Linked DNA regions of Homo sapiens: region 2 is linked to region 1. A link is a loop called in an ENCODE intact Hi-C map of the cell type or tissue named here. Cell type or tissue: PC-9. All regions are shown on one strand.

The links. A loop is a pair of places that touch in the nucleus more often than their neighbours do. Peaks named below come from ENCODE experiments on the same cell type or tissue, not always from the same donor. Only the 100,000 strongest peaks of a DNase experiment are listed, where the experiment ranks them.
Region 2: it touches region 1 in a loop (5-fold over the local background); 2 of 110 quality-filtered maps call a loop at or near these places.

What each region holds. Positions count from the first base shown.
Region 1 is chr13:38,684,692-38,687,191 of GRCh38, reverse strand. It overlaps FREM2 (FRAS1 related extracellular matrix 2), which reads right to left and starts at 115. Exons shown (of 24, transcript NM_207361.6): 1 at 1-115. LINC00437 (long intergenic non-protein coding RNA 437) reads left to right here and starts at 517. Exons shown (of 3, transcript NR_126377.1): 1 at 517-753. In PC-9, CTCF peaks have their summits at 967 and 1,168; DNase peaks (open chromatin) are centred at 261, 911 and 2,261; H3K4me3 peaks cover 1,562 bases; H3K27ac peaks cover 282 bases.
Region 2 is chr13:37,639,334-37,641,833 of GRCh38, reverse strand. All of the region lies in intron 8 of TRPC4 (transient receptor potential cation channel subfamily C member 4), which reads left to right. Among named protein-coding and RNA genes, the nearest start is that of POSTN, 42 kb to the right of the region's middle. In PC-9, a CTCF peak has its summit at 1,183 (motif pointing left); no DNase peak of the experiment used is centred here.

The sequences.
Region 1 (2,500 bases):
AGTTGCGCGGCGCCGTCCGGGCTGGAGCCGCAGCCGAGGAGCCGAAGCCTTCCCAGGCCGTCCAGCTCCGCCGCTAGCGCCTCAATCGCGCGGAGAATTGAATCCCTCCACTTCTACTTTCCAGGTCCCCGGACCCTGGGCTTTGAGGGAAATCCCTCCGCTCGCACCCCTTACTCCAGTCCTCCCAGGTGGCCAATCGTTGGTCGGGGGAGGAGGTGCGGAGCTGAGGGTTGGGTAGTAATTTCTGCCAATCAGCTCTTAGAGGCCAAGGCGGGGAAACTGCGGGGAGGGGAGGAGATAGAGGCGCAACAGGTTGTCCTGGAAGTGAGGGAAGAAGTGGCCAGGAGTTGCCCACCCCTGCTTGCGCTACTCTCTGGGCTGCTATTAATAGATCTGGTACTCCTGCAGAGGAGCCGGAACACACTGCTGTGCTGGGTTCACTTCATCTGCCGGCGACCGAGGGTTACCCATTTTAGCCACCCCCACCCCTCCGCCCTAGTCAATGAAATCCCGCGCAGGGCATGGCCATTTCCCAAGGAAACTTGCAAACCCAGGGGAAAGTTAGACGCAATGCTTTTTGAGTTTGAAGCGAAACCCAGAGCGTTTGAGAAGAAATTCTGGGGCATATTTGCAAAAGGACAGCTGGAATTAAAAGCCATAGCTAGAGCAGGTTGCACTCCAGCCCAGCCCCCTTCGGCGCGCCCAGACGCTGCCTTCTCCTCGTGAATTACAATGGGCACAGTCCTCCGATTGGTGAGTTTTTAACAAGCCCCTCCTTTGCAACCGAGGTTCACAGAGTAAAAGGGAAAAAGGGCATTTGGAATGCGTGAGAAATGCAGTCTGATCAGAATTGCTAGTCTTGCACCAAAGAATAAATTCTAGGGAATGTGGCCCCAGGCGCTCCCAAATCCGACTCTGTTAGGGTAGCTGTCATTAGAGACGTTCCTGTTCTCTTCGCAGTAATTAGACCAAGCACAAACTAAATCTACTTGTCAGCATCACATTTCTTTGCATGCCACGAAAATTGATAAATATCCGGAGGGCACACTAAAATAGTTTAGCTCTCATTTCAGCCAACAGGTTTTGAAGTCAGAGCTTGAGCTCTTCCTGCCCCCTTGTGTTTGTTTGGTTTTAGTAGTGTGTAGATTCCCTTTCTAAAAGGTTTTTTTATCAACTCTCCTCCCCCCCTCAAAAAAGATCCCTTGTAATTTAAACTTAATCATTTTCGGATTGGCTCCTAAGCAATCATAGTCAGAATGTTTTATTTAGGATAATATTTTTTTTCTCCAGTAATGCAAATCTGATTGCTAACAGGAGCATAGAATTGGAGTAATAGTCATAATTAGCCATAATTGCCCTTTTCCTGCTCCAAGGGATTTTGAATTTGGAAAAGAGGGAAATATAAGAAATTGTTAATGTCTTTTTACATTTCAGTCTAAATTGAAGCTAGAAGGTGCCTATGGGAGTAATTTCAGTAAGAAGTGCCTATCCTTTTAAGCCTTTGTGTTTTCAGCTTGAGCTCCTCCAGACCAGGATTTTGATCCTTGCTTGACACAGTTACAGCTATTTTCCAGGCTGCAGCACAAACTCTGTACATAAGTATGGCTGGGAGATGCCAGATTCCTTTCCATGAAACCTACTGAGTGGTGTCCGTTTCCAGGAATCATAGACAGGAAGTTCTAAAATCTTTCAAAAAGAAGCAAGAGATCAATTTAAAGGAGTCACTCATCCAAGCAAGTGTGCAAGCACGCAAACAAGTAACATTTAGTTAATTAAATATTAATTAAGATTATTCTGTGTGCTGTGCATTGTTTGAGGAGCTTTTAACTACAACTTAGAAACTGATGGATACATTTCACAATTTATTACAAAATGGGCATCCAGGAGCATAGAAGGGATGTGGCCCTTACTTTAAATACATTAGAAAATCCCCCATCTAACTCTTTACCAATTTCCTATTTGCTTTGTCATTATTATTTTATAATTTATATGATTATTTATTATCGCATACAGAATTCAAAATGCGGAACATGGGGGGAAATTCTGCTATTTCCTGTTCCAAATTAAAACAAATAAGATGCCAAGTAAACTAGAAAACCAATTTCAGAATATGGCTCTTTTTATAGTAAATTTCAAATTCTGGTTGTGTGTTTGTATTGAAAAATGTCATCTGGAAGCAAAGTGGCCTTATCCAGGCATTGTGACCCTGGGTAAATTCTGAGCAGAACCAGACTAACAGCTTGACCCTTGATGCTTCTTAGTGGCTCCAGGGTTTTCCTTTCCTCCTTTTAAAGTCCAACTCTGTTTGACTTGCAAGCAATGATAAGATCAGCATTTGAAGTATGGTAGTATGCCTCAAGGGCAGAGTTCAATATTTTGTTTCATGGTAAGAAAAATACAGGACCACATTTATTTTTACATAGCCTAAGGAAATCAATAAACTATAATCTTTTTGACTTTTTAATTTTGTCTGCCTTGATCGAAGTGATAGAATGATTTT
Region 2 (2,500 bases), 1.0 Mb after region 1:
AATCTTCAGAATTACCCATGGAGTTTATCTTCACCCTGCAAAATAAAAAATCAGGGAAGAGGTAGGGTGTCAGAGTTAAACTCCCTGACTAGGCACAGTCAGCTTCAAACCCAGGTGTAACCCCTGGGACCATATTCTTAATATCACACCACACTTTCTCCTAGAAAGTAGGAACTGGAAGGGCATAATGGTGATCACTAAACAGCCTATTCTGTCATGCTAATCAGGGAAACAGAGATTAAACAGATGAGAGCTCTATCAGCCGCATAATTTAGCATTAATTATTTGGTGAGCGCACTGCATTCATTTTGAGTTTTAGGTTCAGAAGACAGTTAACCTCATCCATTCTTTTTTTCTAGCTAGAATGTTGAAGTTCATTGCCTGATAAAATTTTGTGAAACTAAAAAATAGTTTTGTGGTATTACCACATAATTGTGGAATATAATTGGTTGGCAAAAACAATGAATCGCATTAACTTAGTCTTAAACCTGGACTATATAAACTGAATAACGCCTGAAAGGTACCATAGTGAACATTTTTAGTGTTCCTCTCTCTTTTTGACAATCCATTTTGATTTTTTAAGTTTTTTCCCAAGAAAATTAACCTAGAATTACCATTTAAAATGTAGTCTTTGACCTTTTTATATTTGTATTAAAATTTTTTGACGTTGGATGAGTAAGATTCTACTGAAGGAAAGACAGTTTGTACTCATTTTAATACTAAAATGTATCATGATAATTTTCACTTATTACTCATAATTTTCTGATTCTGTCATCCTCAATTGTAGTTTGATGTTAAAGAAATTTAAAGTTAAATCCTGACTTCTAATTGCTCTCTGTTGAAAATTTCCTCATTGGATTTTAGAAGGATAGGATTCTAAAACACAGTAGTGAAATGTTATAGAATCCCAAAACAATAAAAATTAAGTAGACTAAATTCTTTCTATATTAAATTAAGAGTTTCTAGCTACTTAAATAATGAAAATCAGATCTCTGTTATAATATTTATGGTGAGAATGTTAAAGAAATTGATGTACGACTCACTTTAGTATTTTAGTTTAAGTAAATTTAAGGAGATCTAGAAGACTGTGTGTTTCCTTTTAGAAGTGCAGTTTGTCTTAGGTTTCAGCTGAGCTATGTCTCAATATGAGTCAGACACCTCCATCTGGTGGCCCAGCCGTAAAATTCCCATGCCATACTTTTTCAAGCTGCTCTCTACATTTGTGTTGTTTCAAATTTCTGAGTTTTTAAATTAATAACTTAATCCTATTTTAAATGTTTTTCTCAAAATGTATTTCTCATGCAAAAGTGAATGATAGTCAAAATAATTAGTGACCTTTAGGAACCTAAGCATTGTCTCATCTGTTTCTACAAGTCACTACTAATCATGAAAGACAGATGCATCCTTATGGCCAGTGAAAATAGCATTTTCTTCTATTTCTCTGAAGAGAAGAAAAGAGTTTCTTTTAAATTGTTTAATATTTAAATTATCATTTCACAGTGATGTAGGCACAGCTCTTTTCAATATTCTGTTTTATCAGCCTATGATTATTTATTAAGGAACAAGAGCAAAAGCCTCATTTTAAAACCAAGGTATATCATCCCTTTTGCTTTCTCACAATTTACCAAATTAATTCTTTTATTATAGAGATATTTTTATTTTATATTATTTTGCCCAATATTCTTCCTGAAGAATCAGTGCTGATGTTTATTCAACATACATAAAATTGGGATTATGTAGGGTTTTTTTCTAATATCTTTAGAATACTTGAGAATCTGCAAATATATAACTTTAATGTCATTTATTATTTCACTCAACTCATAATGGGATTTTTTCAATCATTAAACAATCCATCTCTCTATTCTACAATCCCAAATCACTGCCCTGTGCTTACCCCACCTCTGCTCTCAAACCATTCTGATGCCTTCAAAATATGAGCTGGGACTCACATTTAATTTTTTAAATGAGTTAATAAATGCTGTGTTTCAACAGAATCCTTTATTTATTTATTCCGTTAAATCCAGCCATCTATTTAAACAGGAATCTCCTCTTACTGTATATATGATTGATATTATATATATATATATATGATTGGAGAGTTCAGTGACTAATGAGGCTTCTGATTACCTGGTACATAACATAACTAACTTCTTAATCTTGCCATGTTAATATTTATGAAAACTTTTAAATTTTTATTTGATATGTCCTATCTCTTTCTCTTAGCATCATTCCGTCAATGTTGAGTGCATATTAACTGTAATTAACTAATTTTCCTTCATCCTGTGTCCTGTATGAGAACAACAGTTCTGTCATTGTTAACTTATTCTGTGTTTCAAATGTCATATAGATTATACACTCTTGTTCACTCATTCTTTTGATTCATGTGCAGCACTCTTTAGCCATTGTCCATTGACTAGTAAAACTCCCACTTTGAAGAAATAAGAATAAAAACATTATCGATTAAAAAAATAAATTATTTTTTAGAATAGTAATATAACAG